Regions from separate parts of the Homo sapiens genome. Here region 1 is linked to region 2. A link is a loop called in an ENCODE intact Hi-C map of the cell type or tissue named here. Cell type or tissue: heart right ventricle. All regions are shown on one strand. Links, peaks and the distances in the headings refer to the core of each region. The heading gives the core; the rest is flanking DNA. Region 1 overlaps COL1A2 (collagen type I alpha 2 chain). Region 2 holds the start of TFPI2 (tissue factor pathway inhibitor 2).

Evidence for each region. Hi-C counts contacts between places; a loop is a spot of excess contacts. Peaks named below come from ENCODE experiments on the same cell type or tissue, not always from the same donor. Only the 100,000 strongest peaks of a DNase experiment are listed, where the experiment ranks them.
Region 1: it touches region 2 in a loop (4-fold over the local background); 5 of 110 quality-filtered maps call a loop at or near these places.

The regions. Positions count from the first base shown.
Region 1 is chr7:94,429,661-94,442,103 of GRCh38, forward strand. It overlaps COL1A2 (collagen type I alpha 2 chain), which reads left to right. Exons shown (of 52, transcript NM_000089.4): 52 at 587-1,567. The coding sequence ends at 733. Among named protein-coding and RNA genes, the nearest start is that of COL1A2, 41 kb to the left of the region's middle. RefSeq lists a silencer at 6,516-6,565. In heart right ventricle, for the core only: a CTCF peak has its summit at 6,545 (motif pointing left); a DNase peak (open chromatin) is centred at 6,541; H3K27me3 peaks cover 793 bases.
Region 2 is chr7:93,883,922-93,896,364 of GRCh38, forward strand. TFPI2 (tissue factor pathway inhibitor 2) reads right to left here and starts at 6,832. Exons shown (of 5, transcript NM_006528.4): 1 at 6,670-6,832; 2 at 6,216-6,398; 3 at 5,114-5,302; 4 at 3,340-3,510; 5 at 1,475-2,975. The coding sequence starts at 6,757. The coding sequence ends at 2,899. TFPI2-DT (TFPI2 divergent transcript) reads left to right here and starts at 6,973. Exons shown (of 2, transcript NR_134235.1): 1 at 6,973-7,158; 2 at 9,321-9,667. In heart right ventricle, for the core only: a CTCF peak has its summit at 7,020; a DNase peak (open chromatin) is centred at 6,275; H3K4me3 peaks cover 1,985 bases; H3K27ac peaks cover 1,402 bases; H3K27me3 peaks cover 2,152 bases.

The DNA.
Region 1 (12,443 bases), core at 2,823-10,822, 550 kb after region 2:
TAGTGCCTTCTGAAATGCTGAAATGTATACTATGTCCATGCATTGTTTTTTCTTTAGCATGTTTTTTAAATGGTAATGTGTGCCCAGAACTTAAAATTTCTTGAGACTTCAGTGGCCTAAACTATAATTTATAGTTATGTGTATTTTATTTTACTTATTAGTATGGCCTACATTTAACTTTTAATGCTTTTTCTACAATATGCTATAAATATAAGAAAAATTAAAATTCACTAACAGCAAGACTACATACCCACCCAGGTCCCGCTCCCAAAGACACACATAGAGGGACATACACACAACAATCCTAAAAATGACTTTGTAGAGATAGGTCACTTGGAATGTGTGTTGAAATGTTGTTGGTTTTTTTGGTTTGTTTGTTTGTTTGTTTTTTGTTAGACTGATAGGGAGCCCCTCCCACTAAAGACACCCTTGATACTGTTATTTCAAGGATGAACTTATTTATCTGGGACAGACATCTTCAGAATGACACATGCCAAACAGTGGTTCTTATTAAATCAAAGGTTCAGATATTATCAGATTCAGAAATAGTGATGCTTTGTGTATCTATTTTCTTCTCTTTAAACAGAAAAAGACAAATGAATGGGGAAAGACAATCATTGAATACAAAACAAATAAGCCATCACGCCTGCCCTTCCTTGATATTGCACCTTTGGACATCGGTGGTGCTGACCAGGAATTCTTTGTGGACATTGGCCCAGTCTGTTTCAAATAAATGAACTCAATCTAAATTAAAAAAGAAAGAAATTTGAAAAAACTTTCTCTTTGCCATTTCTTCTTCTTCTTTTTTAACTGAAAGCTGAATCCTTCCATTTCTTCTGCACATCTACTTGCTTAAATTGTGGGCAAAAGAGAAAAAGAAGGATTGATCAGAGCATTGTGCAATACAGTTTCATTAACTCCTTCCCCCGCTCCCCCAAAAATTTGAATTTTTTTTTCAACACTCTTACACCTGTTATGGAAAATGTCAACCTTTGTAAGAAAACCAAAATAAAAATTGAAAAATAAAAACCATAAACATTTGCACCACTTGTGGCTTTTGAATATCTTCCACAGAGGGAAGTTTAAAACCCAAACTTCCAAAGGTTTAAACTACCTCAAAACACTTTCCCATGAGTGTGATCCACATTGTTAGGTGCTGACCTAGACAGAGATGAACTGAGGTCCTTGTTTTGTTTTGTTCATAATACAAAGGTGCTAATTAATAGTATTTCAGATACTTGAAGAATGTTGATGGTGCTAGAAGAATTTGAGAAGAAATACTCCTGTATTGAGTTGTATCGTGTGGTGTATTTTTTAAAAAATTTGATTTAGCATTCATATTTTCCATCTTATTCCCAATTAAAAGTATGCAGATTATTTGCCCAAATCTTCTTCAGATTCAGCATTTGTTCTTTGCCAGTCTCATTTTCATCTTCTTCCATGGTTCCACAGAAGCTTTGTTTCTTGGGCAAGCAGAAAAATTAAATTGTACCTATTTTGTATATGTGAGATGTTTAAATAAATTGTGAAAAAAATGAAATAAAGCATGTTTGGTTTTCCAAAAGAACATATTGAGTAAAATTCCTTGCTTCAATGCTCTTTGCAATATAAATATGCATCTCTACCAGCCATTAGACCAAGTGCCTCTGATTAGATAGAAATTATGCAAAAAGGGCAGTTTGGTGTGGTAGAAAGAGCAGAGAACGAGGACCCAGGAGAGCTGAACTCCAGTTCTGGCTCTGTTCCTTGTGGCTGAGTGACCTTGAAACTCTGAGCCTCTGCATTTCAGTTTCCATAGCTATAATATGAAAAAATTCCTTTTCAGCACTATTAAGCATTTGCCCTACTCAAAATATGTAATATTTAAGCAACATGGCATTTTTGACCTAATTTTACTATAACCAAAGGTCTATAGAAACTTGGTTTATTATATATTAAGCACTTTATAACAGTGGCTGAAAGTTGGTCTATGAGCAATTAATACTATTAACTAAAACAGTTTCAAATATTCAGTAAAAATGCCATACACTTAAATCTGAGGCAACTGAATACAATGCCTGTTAAGAGGTAATGTGTGTGCTGTCAATCAGGATAGACAGTTGTGGATAATAGTACCACGAACACCTACCTGCCAAATCAAGTTCATTTTCCTCCCCTGCACCTTTCAATAACATCTTTAATACACTTAAACATAGTAATGTGTCAAGTAAAATGTTAAGATTCATTTAGAGCTTATTTCCTGTTGCAGAACATAATTGTGATTGTAATATTTGCCTTGTGTTATAAGTCATCTCAAGATTCAATTAGTTTTAAAGGCAAAAGACTGAACATGGTAAAAATGTAATATTAACCTTAAAAAGTTAGCAAGGTCTCCTAATCAAAATGCAGATTCCTGGTCCTCATCTGCCAAATTCAGATTTAGTAAGAAATTGCTATTCTTACGCATCCTGTGAAATTCAGATGTGCACCAATTGAAGGACCACCTGATGAGGTTACTGCCATAGTCCTTTGTAGCTCTAATATTCTGTGTCTGACAAGAAGGAATATATATATCTGACCAAACCATATATAAAGATAACTCCTGGGATCCGAATGCTGGTACTCTCTATAAATTAGTAATTAAAATGACCATGCAAACTTACATGATAAAACAGAAATCTCTGGATCAAATATGAACTATACCCTCAGACTTATAGCAAAAAAAAATAAAACGCATTTATTGAGTACCTGCTAGAGGCAAAAGCCATGCTAAATAATAATAATGACCTTTGTCAAACTGAATCTGAATTAGCAGATTTCCTAAGCCAATGCTCACTTAATAATCACTTAATCATCATCAGTGTGAGACAACTGAAAATAGTCAAATAAATAATGGTACACCTAATGGATTACAATGAGGAAACAAATTATGGTATATCCAGTAAACAATGAGGAAACAAATTACAGTATATCTAATAGATAACGATAGGATGAATAGTGAAATAAATTTTGGTATCCCAATAACATTTATAAGGATGATTTAACAAAAGAAAAACTTCTTAGAATAGAATTTTCAATCTTGAAAATCTAATATTCAAGAACACTGTCATTATAATTAGATATTTTAAATATACATGTAAAAAAATGCTGAGAGTAGGCACATTTGTATAGAAGTTTAAGGATGATTTTTAGGCCTAAAATTTTCAAATTTGCAACAATGTAGCTATATTACATTATTATTTACAACAAATTTACTCTTAAAATATTATGAAAGAAGCAGTCAAAAGTGAAAAGAATCTGGTTCAGGAGTAGCCATCTCCAGGGAAGGAGTGGTCAACCTCCCACCCACCTGTTTCCTGAAGAGAAGGACAAGCCTGGCCTAAGGGTCATCATCCACCATGGACCAGCCATCCTGAGAGAAGCTTGGGAGGGTGTACAAAGCTCTACCAGGCCACAGCATCTTCAGGGAGCTCAGGGAGCTTATAGTGCGGTTCCAGAGGCAGAATAAAATAATGTGTGAACAGAATTTTAAATTACATATCCTCTGAGGATAACAGAAGACACTATTAATTAATTAGAGGGAGTCTCGGGAAATTAACCTTTGTCTCACACAGTAACTGATATTTGGATTGAACTGGCCTCTCTTGATAGAGATCTCATTTCACCTTCAAGCTCTCTGGCTCAATCCTTCTTCTCTGGAAGTCACATATTAAAACAGCCTGGTACTTACCAAGCCAGGAGGTCCACTGTGAGTGTTCCCAGGGCCTAGACTCAAATGTGGACATAGAGCAATAGACTGAAGACTTGGCCCTTCCATGACGAGCCCACTCTTTAGAGGCTGATCACCAGGCCCAAAGCATACTCCTCACAACATTTCTTGACCCTTGGTGGAGTGAAGGTCAGCCACCTCTAACTTGTAGGAGTGTGAAAGGGAAGAAAATTGCACATGAAAGAGAGAAGAAGCAGGTAGCCAAGATCTAGGGAGGGGACATTAATCAAGTCTAGTAAAAAGGGTCATTTAAAATTCTAAAATCAATACAGCTAATGCATTGGCAAAGAGCAAAGATACCTGAGCAATGCTGAATACATTTATTATCTTTAATGCCAAAAGACTTTTTTATGCTATTCCACTTAATATCACTGTAAAGGAAGTTCAGAAATTGGATTATATATAAGAAAAGTTGGAAATGTCATTCTGGGTCAGAACAAAAATCCATCTAGATGAGTACTTTGCCTTTGACAGTGGCACCAGGGGAAATTTGGGAGAAAGAGCAGTTGGCACTTCTTGTGAAGCCAGCCTCAGAACTCCCATTTAATAACCCATTGTAAATCTTTTTTGTACATAGATGTATCTAAACCCTTCCAGAGTCCTCTATCTATTTTGAAATATGTTGGTATTACAGTACCAACAGGAGAGAGCTAGTGCTGAATTGTTAGCTCAGCTTCCTAACCCTCTGATCAAGTAGCTAAAATATGTTTTCTATCCTTGTGCCTGGATCAGCCAGGGATTCGACAACTCCATATCCTTAGGGAGCACTAGTAAGTCCAACAATGGGGCCATAGACAACCCATAATGAGCGACTTATCCCTGCTCTTCAGTGAAATGAGCACATAATTTGTGGTCAGCAGCCAAGGCTATGAGTATCAGCTCTGCCATTGACTAGCCCAGGGCCCTTGGGAAAGTCTCTTAAGTTTTTTGAGAATTTAGTTAACATGCCTGCTTTAGTTAACATGCCTGCTCTTAGAGATTGCCATTACCACACATATCATCTCACAGAACTGCTGGGGGTACCAAAACAGGCATGTGTGAAAGTGCTGAGTAAAGTATGCACAATAGACTTGTCATCACTAGGTCCAAAATTTCCTGGCCACTGGTGGTAGCCTCTTGATTTATTTTCTGATCACTGGCCCTCTAATTTAGGAAGAAGAGAGTGTAGAATTTACACTTAATTAGCACCACTCTCTAAAGTGGTAGTGTATCAATTTTGAGTTATGCCTCCTTATCAGTAAAAATTTGAGTTCTTACAACAAATTTACTTACTTATATATAAATGTTATGTATATATTATGGTGCTAGTATATGCAATATAAAACCTCTACAGAAAAAAAATCTGTAAAGACAGAAAATAAATACACATAGAAGGGTCCATAGTCCAGTGGATCATTCTGCACGCCCCTGGGATGCATGCACCACCCCCTTCCATTTTAGAGAGTATTGCACTAAACAAGGATGGTCTTCAGGGGAGGAGGAGCATCAATGAACTCCTGAAATCACATGTTAAATACACTTTGTGGGTATGTGCATTTTTCTTGGAAGAAAAGTCCACAAATTTCATCTGATATTCCTAGGGGTCCATGTCCCAATTAGACTTTATAAGCCACTGCACAAAAGAAGTATTATCCACATCGCTAAACCCTGGACTTTTCTGAACTATGACTTTCTCTTTTTTTTTTTTTTTTTTTTTTTTTTTTTGATGAAGTTATACTCTTGTTGCACAGGCTGGAGTGCAGTGGTGCGATCTTGGATCACTACAGCTTGAACTCCCAGGTTCAACCTACTCTACTACCTCATCCTCCCTAGTAGCTGGGATTACAGGCATGCACCACCATGCCCAGCTAATCTGATATTTTTAGTAGAGACAGGTTGTGCCACGTTGGTCAGGCTGGTCTCGAACTCCTGACCTCAGGTAATCCGCCCTTCTCGGCCTCCCAAAGTGCTGGGATTACAGGTGTGAGCCACTGCACCCGGCTTGAACTATGACTTTCATATCTCATCTTAGGTGTCTTACTCAGAACATGCTGCTTCTCCTACCCTAAGACCTGAGAGAACCAACCAGCACCAGTCCAAATGTAAATAATGGTTTGTCTTTTATTCTTCCACTTTTCTGGTATGAGTCCTCTGTCCTACGCTTTAACTAGGCTTGACATATACCTTATGACCTGTACTTTGTAACATAAAAATACACCAATCTTCAGAATCTTTTTAAAGAAGAGCAAACAAACTCAGTAATGGGGGACAATTAATTGAGCTATGCCTTTTAGGTAAAATGTGCTTGTATTAGTTTTTTTAATTTTGAAAAGTGATAGAGTTTAACCTAAAAATTATTGCAATTTCTGGCACTGTAAAATGTCTTGAGGACAATACTGTAATTGTTTTCCAGGGATCCTCAAATCACCTAATAGAACCAAATCTTTTCATCTGATTGCTCCAAAGCAAACCTATTATTCTGAGCTCCAGACATAGGATTAATTCTGGCCAAAATTAACAATCTTACTGGAATCTAGAAAGGTATCCTTAAAATTGAGATTCACCGTAAATTTAAAGACATTTTTAAGCAAAGCACACAATGCATTTTTACTATCAAAGTGAACATATTTTTGTAGTGTAGTATTGCTCTTGGTGTCCAATGGCTTAATTAACAACAATAATGATGAAATAAAACTTAAACAACATCTTTAAAATGGAATCTATTAATGCTAGGCAGAGTAAGAACACCTAGTGCCAAGTGGATGGACCTTTCTATCGCTACAATATGTCAATTCGAGTTCAATGCTCCCCCTGCTGGCTGGATAACAGAACACCTCAGTCCTTTAACAGTGCCGCGGGCATACCATTGGAGAATGAAAATTCCAATTTAAGGGGAGAAAATAGAACAGCTTCCTGTGCTTATATCCTGTTAACTCCAGACACACAGCCTTCTCCTCAACTTCCACAGGGGTCTACCTTCATGTTCTCAGTACTCCCTATTTTACTTTCCCTCTCTGATCTATCTTTAATATTTCTCCCATGGAGCCAATAAGTGGAAGCCACAAAGAAACAAACATAATCTCAAAGAATGAACTTTTGGATGAGTAGAGCTGTCCGATGCTACAAATATTGCCCCGAGATAAAGTGAGCACCTTTGAGGATTTAAGTAAAGGGTGAGTGGATTATATGGAACAGAGACAAGAGGGTGTGATAGAAAAGAACCAGTGTTTAGGAATCCAGAGCTATTTGGATTTGTATGCTGTCCACCATTTCCTAATCTATTAAATGGGGATGATAATAACACTATGCACGGGACTGTAAGGTTCAGAGATATGAATGCATAGCAGCTTGCAAGGTTGGCAGGACGTAAGCACTCGGGAGCATTAGAACCATCACTATCATTATCCCCTCGAGCCTGAATCCTCCCTAAAAGCCTTTAATTCCATCACCAAGAAAAGTAACCACCTTTTCACAAGTACTATCTTCTCTAACAACAGTGGCCTAAAATGATAGCGCATCTACAATTCAATTATACTGCAATTTCCCTTACCACAGATAGCTTCCAGCAAAGTCTCAAATACTCATAATTTGGTGAGTCCTTCTCCACAACCCAATAGAAAATCATCCAGTTTTTATTAAAAGCATAAAAATCTCTCCAATTTTTTGCAAAAGTAAACCCACAATTCCACCTTCACAGTCATAAAATAAAATTGCTGACAAAAGGAACAAATTTGCATTTAATATTTAGCTGGTCTCTGCCTTATGCCTTTAGAAGTGTGTCCAATTTTGAAAAAAAAAAAAAAAAAGAAGGTTTCTAAGCTTAAAAATGGCTACTTTGCTTACTTGGAAGCCAGTTCTTCAACACAAATGGACTATAACTCATACATGTTAAATTTGCCAAACCTCTGACACTTAATTTTTACTTGATTTTCTAAAACCGTGTGGCCGGCTGTAAAAATTCTAACTCAAGAGTTTATCAGCATAAGAAATAATCACAATTATTAATGTCCTCAGAGAAATTTCTTGCCCTACATGAATTTACTAAAGGGCTTTAAACATATTAAATCACCTATTACTGCCAGTGCTTTGAGTGTTTATGAGTCATATTATAAGTGGATCCACTTCAAAGAAACATAGAAGCAGCTTTGATTATAGATATTTTCAAAATGGTTTTTTTAACACTGATTATAGATCTACTTTCCCTTATAATACAGAAGTTTGAAATCATTTCTAAAAGTTTATCAATATAACTAGAGTTTCCAACTGCTACTTTGTTCATCATGATAAGGTTTGTTCCTAATGAAAATAATTTTAAAAAAAAACCGTTCTCAGATAGCATCTAGAAAATTGCCCATTTAACAATTTCTCTGAGTTATTCACAACAAATACATACTTTTATTTACAACTGGGAATGCTTTTAAAAATATAGTGAATTTATGGTCAGTTTTAACCTCCACATGTTTTCTTAGACTTTCTTCCACTAAAATATCACAATAAATGGTCACCTTGACACCATAAATTATAAAAAGAGCTTTGCTTTCCTTCTCTCAAACTTGGGAGGGCTATGTATCAAAAACAGAACAAAGTCCACTAAATCTTTTGAACCATTGAAAAGAGAAAGACAAATCAATGACAAAAATGATGTGCCTTCTCACCAATACACAAATTAAACTGCGTATTTTGTAGGATGTATAGGGTTATTGGTCTTTTTATTATCACTTTTGTGAGGTATCTGCCAAGTAAGTCTAATTCAGTAAAATAGATTGATACATTGGGAAAAAATCTCTAGTCTGCATTCTGGGTTGGGAAGAAAATCATGCAGACTGTTTAGTCAACCTTTACCACTCGTTATTTTTATCTAATTGGTCTGAAATATTATTTAAAACTCCCTCGGTGATTGCAATTTGCAGGAAGTCTTGAGGAAAACTGTATGAGACTAAAGCCACAAGGTTCTGAAACCCTCCCTTAAAGTCAATGGCAAAGTTGGAAGTCTGTGCCTATGTGCCTTTTTCTAGGAAGACAAAGTATATTGTACTTCTCTAAGTTTTTCCAGATCCCACACAATATTTACCAAACCAGAATTGCTAGGGGTGGACCCAAGATATTTCTATATTTAATTAGTACACCAAGGTGGTTCCCATGTACTCTCAGAGTTTGAGAACCACTGGTTTATTAACATCATCATATTTTTAGGTGATTCTGTATCCCTCTCCCCAAAATGTTTAGGACTACAGCTTTCAAATAGTGGGCTCTTTAAGCTGTTTTAAAAAGAACATGTAATGGCTCATTGAACATGTGAGCAATTAATTTGGGAACAGTTACAATATTACAAATGTGATTACTTATTGCAAACCCAATTAATCCAGTCAGGAAGAATGTTAATTACAAAGGAGTGTGGAAATTAGCATGAGTACATGACTAAATGCCTAAAATCTGACCTATTATATTGTCTGTCAGGTAATTTATTTCAAAAATACTTCCACAGGAGGTTTTATGTATATATGTGCATGAGGGCTATAAAGTAACATTAATCCACACTCCAGGGCTGATTGAGTAATCTTGGACATATCCTAATTAGGAAAATCCATAGCTTTAGAATTGGCTATTCTGGCATTTCAAATATCATTATTAAAATCTACACCAGAAGGTGTGTTAATTAGCATAAAAGATGTCAATAATAATTTTTCATAGTTGAAATATGGTCTTGAAGATATATGGAGAACTAATAAATATTTAACATAATGAAACTTAGGCTAAATCTTGTTCTACTTGTGACATACTACTTGGTAGCAAGATTGACAAGGAAAGACATATAGTCCTATCTATCTTCAATCACCAGAGATGACTTATATTTACCAAAAACTCTTGAATTACTCAATTAGCTCAGATCACTTCAAAAGATGACTCTAAAAAATGGAAAAATGGTAAAAGATGGCTAAGAAAATGACACACAAAGCAAAACTGTACTGAATTAATTTAAAAAGCGAAATGAAATAATGCTGAAAACAATAACTGCATTTCTCTAATGAGCAATGGAATATCAATAAAAATGAATCCAGATATAATAGAAAGCAATCGGGAAGGATGCCAAAGTTCCAAAGAAATCATCTCTCTTTCTATGGGAGCAGCCAAGATTTACTAGGTGCTTTTATGGCCCTTCCCCTCTGGGCATAACTGAAAAGCTAGAGGAAGAGCCTTAGCCAAGCTGAGCCACTCAACTCCTCTCTTTTGAAAATTTAAAAGTTGTAGTGGAGAATGGCAAGGAATAATGGAGGCATGACAATGACAGCACTCTACAGACGACTGTGAACTTTTGCAGATGAGGTCACAAAACAGTACTAGATTTTTGGTTGTTCTTTCAATTATGAAATAATCCAGTATCCTTCTACTAACTTTCCTTTTTGCTTAAGTTAGAGAAAGTTAATTTCTGTTATATAAAACAAAAACAGTTTCAACTAATATACCTAGTAAACAGGACATGGCAAAAATGGAGGAATACAGGACCATCTTAAAGTAGAAATAAGAGTCACAATTTTGAATAGTCTTAAAAAGTACCCAGATAAAGAACATTGTTGGAACACAATTCATGGATGTTTGGCATTTCTGCATGTTTTGCAAGCAGAGACACTGATGACCTTCGTTCTGAAATATCTGTTCAAGGATGTTTGTATAATGATAGTGTGCAACCTTGGAAGAGAGAGTTAATGTCTCCCTTCAGAGGAGAGGTTACTGTCCACTATAATCAAGATAATAGCTCCCTGCAGGGCAAATGTCAAGCAGGTTTGCTCCCAGCCCATTGTAGTTTTGGGTTCCATTTGTTGGTGTTTCTCAATTGCAACACATCCATTTGGATTGCTCTGCATTTTCCCCAAGGGACTTGGGGAAAGGGGGCCTGAAGCAAATATAAAGCTTTTAGTTCCTTGCCTTGCTGGAACAAAGTCTTTCGTCTCTGACCCAGAAGCTGCATGCCTTCCGCCAGCATCTATTAAACTGTGGCCGGCTAACATCTTAGCTTTAAAGTAGAGAAAATTCCAGATCCTTCAGAGTTCTTGACAAACATTTCAAAGAAGAATTTATAACAGAATGAAGCTGCATCCGTTCTGTATTCTTGTCTTTCAAGTTGCCTAGCAACTAGTTGGTCACCACTGATCTGACAATCTGCAGTAATGAACAACCACGCTATATAGAAAAGTGTAATTGAACTACATGCTTCTAGATGGCAGATTGTCTGATTCATCTCTGTATCTCTATCACCTAGCCCAGTAATACAGACTCCAGACTTCGTGATTTTATTGTTGCAGGACTTTTCCTTAGTTTAGCTAATGACAGGGTTCTTTGTTCCATGGCCACAAAAATTCAGGCTTGCAGATAGTTTGAATGGTGAGTAAGACAGGGTTTTACTGGGTGAAAAAAGAAGAAAAGGGGAAACGGGGACTCTCCCTAGGCCAGAGTCCCTGCTAGAGTACTTCTCGCCTGGTCATTTGAATTCCAGGTTCCAGATAGGAAGAGGAGGGGCCAGACTACTCCCCTCTGCAAACAGCGTGAACTTCCGTGTCTCCACCCAATGCACATTCCTCCTGGTGTGCAGGCTGGTTGGAGTTTTTCCAGGGACCCTCTCCCACCTGGCTATCTCATTATGTTGAACAATTATTAAACAAAAGAGGAAACTATAAAAATGACTGCTGGAATATGTATAGAGTTGTAGTAACTAAGATAGTCCAAAATCTGTATCATAGGTACTTTACCTTATAATCATCTTGTATCTTCAGGTTTATTTAAGCAAAACGAACAGAGATCCAGTCAAGGAAGCTCAGGTGACAGGGACATACATAGAGAAATAAGAGCAAGAAAGGTAACAGACTACTGAAATTGGAGCTGCAACGTGGCTGCTCCTTTATTTATTTATTTTTTTAGAGGCAGGGTCTTGCTATGTTGCCCAGGCTGAAATACAGTGGCTATTCATGGTGCCATCATAGCACACTGTGGCCTCGAATTCCTGGGCTCAAACAATCCTCCTGCCTCAGCCTCCCAAGTGGCTGGGACTACAGGCTCACACCACCATGACAGGCTTGGCTCTCTATTTAAGATGGCTTCAGAGATCTCAGGAGCAGGAGTTTGTGACTTTTTCAACTCTTTCCTCTACAGCTTCACCACTAATCTGGTTCATTCACATTCTGCATGTTTTTTTCATATCTGCTATTAATTGGCTTTCATCATTATTATTATTTGATTTCTAAGAGAGAGATTCTGATATAGTTCATAAATCTCTAGACAGCCTAGTAAGTGCTGACATTTGGGTAGGTATCCCATCATGAGAGTCGTGTGATATAAAACATAGCCACCTAGACATCAGAAGCTCTGCGTGGGCAATTTTTAAAGGGGGCAAGGGTATGAAAGACCATAAATAACATCTCTATTACAAACTGCATCACAAAAGTTGTAATGTTTTATAACTTTTCTCAATAAAACAGAAACTTAATTTAATTCAAATACTTTGTATTTGAATGCCTGCTTTGTATCTACCCATCTCACACTCTTCCTAGCACTCCTTTCTCCTTGAAAATATATATGTTGGTCAGGCCTGGTGGCTCACACCTATAATCCCAGCACTTTGGGAGGCCGAAGCAAAAGGATCACTTAAGCCCAGGAGCTTGAGACCAGCCTAGGCAACATAGTGAGACCCTGTCTCTACACAAATTTAAAAATTAGCCAGGTA
Region 2 (12,443 bases), core at 2,516-10,515:
GCCTCCTCTCTGCCATTTTTAAAAATTTTTATTGACTTGTATGGAGAAACCAAGGTATTTGTCCTGTAGAGTGCCCAACATTATGGATTTACTTTCCTTGGTTTCTTTTAACTTGTTCCCATATCCCCAGTATTTCTCTATAATCTGGCAATATGATAGTGATATCTACAGTCTTGACTATCTTTGGGTTTACTGTGTTTTATTTCTCCAAAAATACTTGATGGGGAGGGTGCACTTATTATTGTATCATATCAGGAAGCAAATAATGTCTATGACTAAACTATTATGGATGTCAAAATGATCTGTGAGTTCAGAGACATTAGCCTGATTTCCCATGAGACTGTCCCCAAAAACTTTTCATACAATTGTTTCAGCACCCAATGGTGAGGGATGCCTATATTCATACTTTTGTTAGGAGTATTTTCTAACATTTTAATGCATGTATTAGGTGGAATTCTATGAATGACATCCATATACTATTTTCCCTGTGGTACAGTTTTTAAAAAATAAACAAAAAAAGGATAAATGCTTTATTCTTTCTGTTAATTCATCGTTTTCAAATGAATGAGATAATGCCCTAGAAACCTCCAAAAGGTACCAAGGAGGTGAGTGTGTGTATATAATCATAAACTCAGATTTCTATATATTTATATACATTGTGGTCATTATTTGTTTTGATGGCCATATTGTCTCATTTTAGGTTAGTGGGAGCTCCTTAATATTGCTCCCGTTTTTGTGACATGATTCATTAGTCTTTGATAGCTTCCTTGATTTCTGGAGTAAGATGGCCCAAGTTTATTTTACATATTTCCTGCCCCAGACCTGGATTCAGCTATTCTCCTAAGAGCACTGGTTCTTAGGAACCAGTGAGTAATAGTATGGAGAGACCACAGTCTTGATGTTCATTGTAACTACTGCTACTGAGTTGTCATTACTTCAAGGACTTTTCAATGGAAAAGTGGGAAATACAGATTTTTTGATAGAGAAAATCAGTTATTAATTTATATGAATATTTCTAATTCCAATTTAAGTCAAAGATTTTTACTTAATTTCTTTCATTGTATACTTGTATCTCATTTTCTCTTAACACTGAAAATCCTGACTTCTAAAGAAATGTAACTACTTGTTTTCTTACAACATAGTATTCTAGATACAATAGGTTCAAAATAACACCAGTATTACCATTAACAATGAGACTACTAAATGCATTTTCACAGTGCACTAAAATCTCAGAATTCACTGCAATATAATTCATCCATGTAATAAAAAACCACTTGTAACTCCAAAACTATTCAAATAAAAAGTAATAACAAATTTAAAAATGCATTTTGAGATTTCTTCAGAATTTTTTCACCTTTATATTCCCCAAAAGACATTCTCATATTAATTTGTGAAGTCATTGAAAATAAGTATATATCTTTTGTGTAGTTTTGCCACTATTTGGTATTCAGTTGGGTTTGAATGCTTAAAGAAATGCTTTTTCTTTTTTATTTAATTTTGATTATTAATTATGTCAAATATTTACATGGTCCAAGATAAAAACTATATCACAGTTATATTTACACAAATATTATCTCCACAACTGTCCACCCCTCTGTTCTCTCCAAACCTCTATAGGTAAACATTTTTAATATCTTTAGTATCTTCTGTGATGTTTGTGTATATGTGTGTTTATTCATACTGTTCTAGGCCCTGTGTTTCTTATGTATCCTGGGAGTCAGAAGATATGCATATATAGATATTTTGCTAACTCCTCATCCATAAAATCTTCAACCAGTCCCTGACTGAAGAGTACCTGGTTTGCTTCTAGCTTTCAGCATCATTCAAAGTTCTCAGGCATATACCTATTTGTCAAAATAACTGGGATAAATTTTTAAATGAAAGATTGTTCAAGCAAAAGGTAAACGCATTTGTCATTTTGCATATTTAATTTGTAATTAAATATGTTAATCTTGCTATGAAAACATAAGAATTTAGAAAAATTGTTTTATTACAGAGAAAGAAAAAACCTATTTCATTGGTATGACCATATTTAATCAATGATAATTTACTGGTGAAATTTAAATTATTAAATTTATGCATGGTTTCTCATGCATGGTTTATATAAATAAACACCTTAAACAGTATAAACATTTGAAAAACTTTACTTTCCTTGGTTTTTTATAAGTTTAGTGGTCTCCAACCCACAATGTCTTAGGAAATAATTTAACAATAGGAAAACCCTTAAAACCATCTATCTCTATGTAAACACAAACATATACATGTGAGTGGGGATTGGTAGATAAATAGATAGAAATTGCTTTCCCAGAGGAGAACATTTCTGGCTTTAATAAATTGATTAGCTTTTTAAATCAGTCAAGAAAGTTAAGATCTTTTAAATAAATCCCCTTATTCATTCATTGTACTGCAATCTAACACAATAAAATGGGAGTAATATTTTTAAAGTGTTGTTAATCTGCGACTTTGTCTTCTTGGGACTAAAATATAATCCAACTTTTAAATGCAAAATGAGTTTTATTTGCTAGTCCTTTTTATTCTCAAATATGTTAAAAGCACATGATTATATTGTCTTATGTTGTTTCAGTTATGATCCTCTTCTGAAATCAGGAATACGACCCCAAGAAATGAGTGAGTCATATTTGCTTTTATATCTTATGCATTGCAAGAATTCAGTCTCACAAACAGTTGAACCATAAATTAAAAATGGTAGACTCACATTTGAATAGCAGCTAGTTATATATAAAAAAATCCAAATTTTTTAAAAAGTGACTTGTATTAATAAAAACTGGTGAATAAATCACCAATGATTTGTTTCCTCATGCTGTCATATTATTCTTCAGATACAACCATAAAGGCAAATAAGCCATAAAGACAAACAAGATGACATATTAAGAATGTTTAAAATTGCTTCTTCCGAATTTTCCGGATTCTACTGGCAAAGCGAAGCTTTGGCATCTTCTTTTTCTTTTTCAAAGCTAAAATCAATAAAACGACAATGAAAATCATACATCTCCAGTCTGTAGGCTCACTATAAATCACTATTTCTGATAAGGTTATTGAGCTCACTTCATCTTATTTTTAAGGACTGTGAAGTCAAAACTCATTATACACTCAGTTAATAATATTTTACCTTTAAGATATGAAGATACAGCTACCGTCTACTGCAGCTAGCCAGTAAAAGCATTTTGACAAAACTGATTAACACTACGGAGATACTTATGTAGAAGTAGTCTAGAAACAGCAATTTGCTATTAGTAAAATGGATAAATAAAAATATAATTTTTCTGATAAGTTATTTATAAAGTTTATCTAAAGGTGGAATAAGAAAACATTCACTACCTTTTGCACATGCACGTTTGCAATCCTCCCTGCTAACAAAGTTATTGTCATTCCCTCCACAGCCAGTATAGGTGAAAGCATCACAGGTTCTGTATCTTGGATTAAAATAATAGCGAGTCACATTGGCAGAGCACAGTCCCTCATCTTTTGGACTGTAGCAAAATGATGGAACTTTATAAAAAAGAGAAGAAAATTAGAAATGTTATAATACCAGAATTTTTAAATTATGGTGATTACTGAAGTAACTGAAGAAAATCTAATCCCATAGAAGCCTCAGTCTGAATCCAAAATATCATACTAAACCTTTAAAAAGATGTGCTTCAAATTGCAGGTAAGCTTACATGCTATATTTTGGTAATTCTAAATTTTTGTAAACTGGATAGAATTTCTTCTGAAGCTACATCTTTGTATCCTTTAAATGTAAAAAGAAGTTAAACCCAAATACCAGATATGGTTAGGTAAAAATGGGGTAAGTTTCAAGGACAATATGTGGCATGATTTGGTAAATTTTGTCGTGTTGGTAGTTTTGCTTTAATGTTTTTAACAGCTCTCATTCCATTATTAATCAATAATATATGCATACTAATTTCCAGGTAACCACTGGAGCAAACATTTATATGTACACAAACAAGAGAACATCCACAGTAACCATCACCACATTAACTCAAGATTTTGCATATTCAACACAGTACAGCTATAAAGCTTTATCAAATTCTCTGCCAAAGCAAGTTTTCCTTGTTTGTTGAACTTTTCAAAAATCTCTGTGTCTGGGGGAAATGCCTGTATTGTCTCCCTCTGCAAACATTAAATACTACTCAAGAGACTATCATTTCAAGGATTCAGGGGTGGTGGTGGGAGAGGTAACAAATGGATAGGACAGAAACGTGTGGAGATGTTTGTGCTGCAATTTGCAATTACTGAAGAATACAGAAATCTAACCGAAAACTTTAGAAAGAAATTTTCAAGTTTCACCATCTTAATTCTGTATATATTCCACTATCTCACATGTATAACTTATTGTGTACAAATCTGAGGTCATAACATTCATTAATGAATACTTTAATCTTTTATGCATAAATTGAGTAGCTGAGAAATAGTTCTAAAGAAACAATTCAGGGCTGGGCGTGGTGGCTTACACCTGTAATCCCAGCATTTTGGGAGGCCGAGGTGGGCAGATCATGAGGTCAGGAGATCAAGACCATCCTGGCTTACACGGTGACACCCCGTCGAAAGAAAAAAGAAAGAAAGAAAGAAAAGAAAGAAAGAAGGAAGGAAGGAAGGAAAGAAGGAAGGAAGGAAGGAAGGAAGGAAGGAAGGAAGGAAGGAAAGAGAAAGAAAGAAAGAAAGAGAAAAAGAAAGGAGAGAAAGGAAGGAAGGAGAGAAAGAAAGAGAAAGAGAAAGAAGAAAAAAAAAAAAATTAGCTGGGCATGGTGGCGGGCGCCTGTAGTCCCAGCTACTCAGGAGGCTGAGGCAGGAGAATCGCTTGAACCCGGGAGGCAGAGGTTGCAGAGAGCCGAGATTGTGCCACTGCACTCCAGCCTGGGCAACAGGGCGAGAGTCCGTCTCAAAAACAACAAATCAGAAGAGGCAGAAAGCAAAAATTTGAATCATGGCTTTGTCACTTTCCAGTCCTAAGAACTTGACAAGTCACTAACTTGTCAAGTAATGTGAAATCATGAAAATGCACATGTTAATTTCGCATCAAATTGAGTTTTTTCCACCCAAATGTCTTTTCAAAAAAGTGAAATAGAAATACCATAAAAATCGTATTTACTTTTCTTTGGTGCGCAGAAGCCCATACAAGTAGCTTCATCTGGAAACCTGTTCTCAATCCGGTTCCGGTGACACCCACCGGAAAAGAATTTTTCACATGTCATGGAACTTAGATTAAAGAAATACTTTTCTGTGGACCCCTCACACTGGTCGTCCACACTCACTTGCAGCCGGCAAACTTTGGGAACTTCTAGGAAAAGGAGGGTAATAGAACAATGTTAGTCAAAAGTAGCCTTCTTATTAAACCATCACTGTATTTTCAGCAACATTTTGTGGGGGGAGAGAAGTTGTATTAGTGTTGGGATAGTAAATACCCAGAATACTCCCATGAATCCAGATATTTACTTTTTTTTTTTCTAACAGTGTATTCAGAGCTGACTCAGCTGTGATGTATCTTTCAAGTTCAGTAGAAAGACTCTCTGTTTTCTCTGGGTGTTCTCTGATTGTACATATGCAGTGAATCAAAGCTTATTCACATGAATACGCATTTTCCCCTGGCTCAGTTCCTTGAATGGAAAAGCCCCATGTTCTCTTACAGGCCTTAACCGATATAATTTAAAAATTAAAAATAAATTAAAATATAACAGTATTATGAATCTCCACCATGTCCCGCAACTAATCCAACACATGTTTGGGTATCGGGACAAAAGTAGAGTTATATAATGAGCTAAGTCACACTTCAATAATAAAATCCACTAAAAATATTTCAGATTGATGGATAATCGACAGAAGGAAATGATGTACTCCAGGAGAGATAAAAATCATAGGTTTGGAATTAATGAAAAATACAGAGAAGCACTTACGTTGTACCTAACACGTTATTCTCTTGCATTTATTATACCCCATGGTGAGGGAACAAATCTTTCCCTGAGTCCGCACAGGCACTGAATTATGATCAATGTCAGTTGGGAGACAGGAAATGTGTTAGTGGTTGTAAATTTGTGATTACTTTTAAGAAACTGAAAACCATGAGGTTTGCTTAACACTTGAGAAAACCCAGGCTAAAACTTCCTGTAGAAAGCGAGACGTGGGAAACTGGCGAAGCTGCTACCAGCCGCCGGCGCAAGGAGCGCGAGAGTCCTGGGTGCGCGCAGGGCACTTACTTTCTATCCTCCAGCAAGCATCGTCGCAAGCCTCCCAGGTGTAGAAATTGTTGGCGTTGCCCTCGCAGCCCCCGTACAGGAACTGGCGGCAGCTCTGCGTGTACCTGTCGTAGTAGTAACGGAGAAGTAGGGCCCGGCAGGGTCCGTAGTCTAGGGGCAGGAGACAGATCTCCGCGTTATTTCCTGAAGAAGGGGCAGAAGGAGAGCAAAAGAGAGGGAAAGTGGTCAGGCGTAGCTCCTAGGAGGAAAGAACATCCCGGGGAGTTCTGTCCCCTTCCGAGCGGAGGGGCCTCTGCAGAGAAAGTGCAAACTTGGGAGCGAGTCCCCCCTGCCAGCGGAGCGCGCGGCAGGGACCTGGAGAAAGCGAGGCTTGGAGGGCGCCTACACGGGGCCCCATGGCCCGCTGCGCCCTCTCCGCCGGTTGGGGAGAGAAGCTCCTGGAGCGGCCAGATACCTGTTGGCTCCTGAGCAGCATCGCCCAGTGCAGCCTCCGTCAGGAAAAGCAGCAGAATCGACAGCCCCAGGGGGCGAGCGGGGTCCATGGTGCAGGGGGTCGGGCGGCCCGCTGGGCAAGGCGTCCGAGAAAGCGCCTGGCGGGAGGAGGTGCGCGGCTTTCTGCTCCAGGCGGCCCGGGTGCCCGCTTTATGCGGGGCGAGCGTCCGGCCGACCCCCGCCGGGGCGGAGCCTGAGGGGTGGCTGATTCATGCACGGGGACTGTCACCCCGCCGCCCCCGCGCTGCAAACTGTGTAAGAGGGAGAGGAATTCCCCGCCAAGTTGAAAAGTTGAACCTGCCTCCCAAACTTTCTCCTGTAGTCCAGACGGGGACGCCCTGAGGGAGCGTTTGTGTCAGTAATGGGAAATCTGCAAGCTAGACGGAAATGACCTGCTAGTGATTGCGCTGTAAAGAAGCCGGAATCCACCTCTTGAAGGCATGAAGTTCAGGTATTTGAAAGGCTGGTGGAGAGAAAGTGCGGAGTTCTTGGGTCAGAGCGGAGCGGGATTCGTTGCAATGGACCTTCAGATTAGATTAGAAATGTAAATAAGTGTATATTTATATTTATACACACAGATTTCAATCGAGTTCTAATTTACATTTAATACAGGCTTATAATATATCGTAGGTGGACAGTTTGATAAATTTTGACAACTGTGTAGCCACCAATAAAGAATTAGAACATTTTGGCTGGGCGCGGTAGCTCGCGCCTGTAATCCCAGCACTTTGGGAGGCCAAGGCGGGTGGATCACCTGAAATCAGGAGTTCGAGACTAGCCTGGCCAACATGGCGAAACCCCGTCTCTATTAAAAACACAAAAAATTAGCCGGGCGTGGTGGCGGGCACCTGTAGTCCCAGCCCCTCGGGAGGCTGAGGCAGGAGAATGGCTTGAACCCAGGAGGCGGAGGCTGCAGTGAGCCCAGATGGCGCCACTGCACTCCAGTCTGGGCGGCAGAGTGGAACTCCGTCTCGAAACGAAGAAAAAGAAGAAGAAGAAGAAAAAAAAAAGAGTTAGAACATTTCCATCACTCCAGAAAGCTCCTGCAGACTTTTTCCTAAATCAATCCTTCCATCCTTAGGCCAGGGGCAAACACTCTTCTCATTTCGATTACCATAGATTAGATTTGCCTATTCTTGAATTTCATATAAACGGAATTATAAAGTATTCACTGTGTAGTATTTCTTTCTCACACTTCCTGTTTTTGAGATACGCCCAGGTCACTGCATCAATAGTCTGTTTCTTTTAATTCCTGCGTAGTCCAAGGTATGAATTTACCAAAACGTATGAATATCCCACAATGTATAAATATGTTGCTGTGTGTATCAATAGTCTGTTCCTTTAAATCATTGAGTAATATTCTAATATATCACAAATGTCTTATTACTGGAATTTGTGTTGTTTCTAGTTTGTTTGGGGGCTCTTATGAAAAAAGCTGCTTTGTGTGGACCTGCAATTTTTATTACTCTTGGATAAAATACTTAGAAATGTTAGACACTGCCAAAGGATTTTTTCAAGATGATTGTACCATTTTACACCCCAACCAAGCATGTATGAAGCTATGTTTTTGTATGTATCTATGTTTTTGGAGAAGAACCATAGCAGCCCAGAGAGATAGCCTTGGGGAGTTCTGAAGATTTGACCAGATCAGTGTATTCCCACACATTTCCTAATGTCAGTGCATCCATTAAAGTTCCCTGTTCCTTTGACATATTAGCTTGTGATCCACTTTTTTTTTTAATACAAACAATTACCTACAGTGAAATTTTACATAAAATATTAAAGATATTTTTGAAGACATTTTAATATACTTGTCTTCCCTTCCCCTTTTCTCTTGTTGTATTCAACATTCTCAAGTAAATAATTATTCTTGACTTCTGAGGATACTGGGGGTAGTTTACAGAAGTTCTCTTTCAAGTTTTCAGGAAGCCCTGAAAAGTATAGGACACACTTGCTCAAAGTGGGTTAATAATCTGAGGTATTTTGCACATTATATCCTTGTGCCAGTTTTCAGTCATTCTGATGTCATGTTACAAGGTCACAGTCCTAGGAAAACCAGCCTGATCTGGAAATGCTGTCAGCTTTGATTAGCAGATGTCTATGATTAAGAATGATAGTTGAAACTATAAGGATAAATGTTTAATTATCACCTCTCCAGTAGGGAAAAATAAATGGGATGGGGATGCTTTGTATAGTTAACTGATTTCTGTGATGTAAATGTGCTCACTAAGGTCAATTTCAAGCTGCCACTGCAGAATCACTGAATGCCGAGGTGGGAAAAGATCTCCAAGAGCCAGAGCTCCCCATGGCCAAAATCTGTGTGAGCTGGCTCTAATGCACCAACCACTGAGACAGACAGCCAGTTTTGGAATGACACATTCAGAGTAAAGTCAGATTAGACCCTCCCAGTTCCTTCAAAATATTATTAGGGGAGGGAATTTTACCACTCATTTACCGAGAATCATATTCAGGAGAAAAGTTGACTCAACTTCAAACTTACCTATATCTATCTTCTGAATAAAATTAAATATATCTTTAGACTAAAATAAAATTCAAGGACTGATACTCAGTTTTCATGGAGCACTGACTACTGCCATTTCTCTTTGTTCTCAGGTGCTGGACACTTTTTGATTGTCTTTCGCTCATACAAAAAAAAAAATGAACCACTGGACACAATGGCTTCTGCTAGTAATCCCAACACTTTGGGAGGCTGAGACAGGAGGATCGCTTGAGGCCAGGAGTCAGAGACAAACCTGGGCAACATAGTGTGATTCCATCTTTACAAAAAAAAAAATTTTAACTTAGCTGGGCATGGTTGTGTACACCTGTAGTCCCAGCTATATGGGAGGTTGAGATGGAAGGATTGGTTAAGCCCAGGAGTTTGAATTTGCAGTGAACTATGGTCGTGCCACAGCACTCCAGCCTGGATGACAGAGTGAGACTCTGAATCTGACTAAAAAGAAAAAAAAAAAAAGATTAGCCCTTTTGTATCAAGACAGACATTTTGGGAAATTGCATCGTGCCATGGAAAAATAGAGTTGGAATTCAGAGGATACCTGGATTTTATTCCTTGCTACATTGGACAAGTTACTTAAAACTCTCTGAGCCTCAGTTTCCTTTTCTAATAGACATAATAACTCTACCTCGCAGATGTGTTATGAGGATTAAATGGAAAATGCCTATGCATTCAAAGATATTGTTTTAGCCCCTCACACAATGGCACAAACTTCATCCAGATCATCCCATATCCTACTTCCCATTGAGAGCCTTGGCACACAATTTTGAGATGGAGCATCAAACTCCCATCAGGAAACAGAGCAACATGAAATGGCCTTATAGAATTAAAGCCCATGTCCTTGCTCCTGTCAGCTCTTCTCTTAACTAAGCTCAGAGACCACCTCTCTGCCCATGAAGTTGTCACACTTTCTGGTAGTCTCTTCTAGGGAAATGAGCTTCAAGGGGATTTCAGAGCAGAATCCTCAGCCCACTCAGGGCTGCTGTATAAGGCATGTAGTGGAAATGGGAGGGGGGCAAAAACAGGCCTCTCACCCTTCTGTGGTGTGGTCTGTAGATGCAGGTTGGAATCAGTCCCGAGAGATGCTCTAGAAATGCTGGTTTCCTTCTACTTTTCTATGCCAAACAGGGTGCATCCTTAAAACCTCTATGACCACAGATGGAGAAAGGAGAATTAAAGAAGTGGAATTGGCAGAAGTTTGAGATTACTAACCCAGGTTATTACAAAAAAAGTATTCCTCTTAATTGCATAAATAATTGAGTATTTTTATATCCATGAAAAAGACATCTTCCAATATAAGGGTAATCTGAATTTCCTGGAGACTACTTTGACGTTACTGAATTTACATTTAGAATATTTTGGAAGGAGCAACATGACCACCACAATCAGCCTCCAAAGGGATGTCATAGCACTTCTATCTCCTTAATCCAGTGTCTAGCCCAAAATGCTGCCTCAAGGCTGAGGAAAGTAATTCCTTTGTCCAAAGTCAACAGGAAGTGCAAGGCTAGAGATAACTGGGAAAAACAGTCATCCAGATTGATTTGTCATTGCTACACCAATTGACAGTTAAATTGTCTGTGGCTAAAGACAAAGGCTCAAAATAGTCTGGAGTTCTGTAAAAATAAGGCATGGAGTTGTAATTTGAATGCTGAATGGAACTATAAGTATGTTCACTTTACACAAGTGTGAACTGAGATCTAGAAAGGTTAAGCATCTGGTCATGTTTACCTGCCATGGTTGTTGGCAGACCTGAGACTAGAATCCACAGTTCTGGATTCTTAGTCCTATATTCTTTCTATCACACCTAGACCTAAGTTCTTTCTACCATACCAAGACCTTAAAGCAGAATATGAAATACCAGAATTTAAAAATGCAAAAGCTGCAGTGAGTCCAGGAGCGCCTCTGCATGTGTCAGATTGCTGCCTCTGATCTTTCTCACCACCACACCCCTGGACCCCACAACAAATGAAGTTGATTTTGACCTGTTTAGCCCCTCCCATGCCTTGAGTATGATACTGTATCCTCTGAGAGCCCTGCCGTCTCGGTAGGTGAACCAAGAATTTAAGAAATGGACTGTGGCAGATGGTCTTCCTCTCTCTCAGACACCTTAGAGAGAGGTAGCATGTCTGGCTTATGAGTGAATGATGAGAATTAATTGAGCCCAGTGATTTGGGGATACATATTATGTAACATAGGTATTTAAGGAGTTACACTGATAACTCCTTAATAAACAAAGACAGTTTTTGCTGCCTCTTAGTTTAAGCCCTGCCAAAATAAAACTTGAAATGAGTCCAGCTGGCACTAATGAGTTTACACATCTGCTAAGAAAGATAGTTAATCTCTTCTGAGCAGTAAATGGTCATGAGGGTTTTGCTAAAGTTTAAGCAACTCCTTCACCAACTAGGTATTTTTCTAACCAGCTGGGCCATGTAAGAAACATTTATTCTAATGCACCCTCTGTCAGGCACAGAGTGCATTTGAGAGTGCTATATAATAAGATGAAGCCACATGAAAGGATGGGGTATCCTCTGTGCCTAATTTTATGAATCCCCTTCCCCCTAGAAAGAAAGAGATAATGAGGGTATATAACGTATCTCTTACTGTGTTCATTCCTTCATTAATCTACTTTAAAGGGAGCTGATTAAATGTTTGAAGTGTGACAAACTTTATGCTAGACATTTGGGATACAAATATGAGGGACCTCATAACATAATAGGGTAGATGAATGAACACTGTATAACCCAGTTACATTACAATGTTCTTAGTACAACATCAAAAATATGTACTAGGTTGTATAGGATTATAGAGGAGGAAGTAAATAAAAGGTAGGCAAAGCTCAATTCCAAATAAAATCCACTCTATGCAAACATACCTGACACTATATCTTCTAGGCCTATGCAATACAGAGACTCATTCCTTCATCTATTTGTTTTGGTTGGCTATTTTAGGTGCTGTGGTTGTAACAAAGTATTGCCTTCTGCTAGAGGAGCAGAATCTCAGAAACCACTTTTCTCTACTTCCTGGATGTACATTCCCTCAAGTGTCATTATGTCTACTTGCGATGCAGACCATCTTTTCTCTCACTCAGATTGCTACATCTTTAACTGTGTATGGCATCCAGAAGATTATGGCAAATTTTAGATGATTTTTATCCGAGACCTCCCAACTCAGTGCTGCCTCACCACCTAGCCAAAATTCTAGCCTTGGTTACTAAGCCTCTG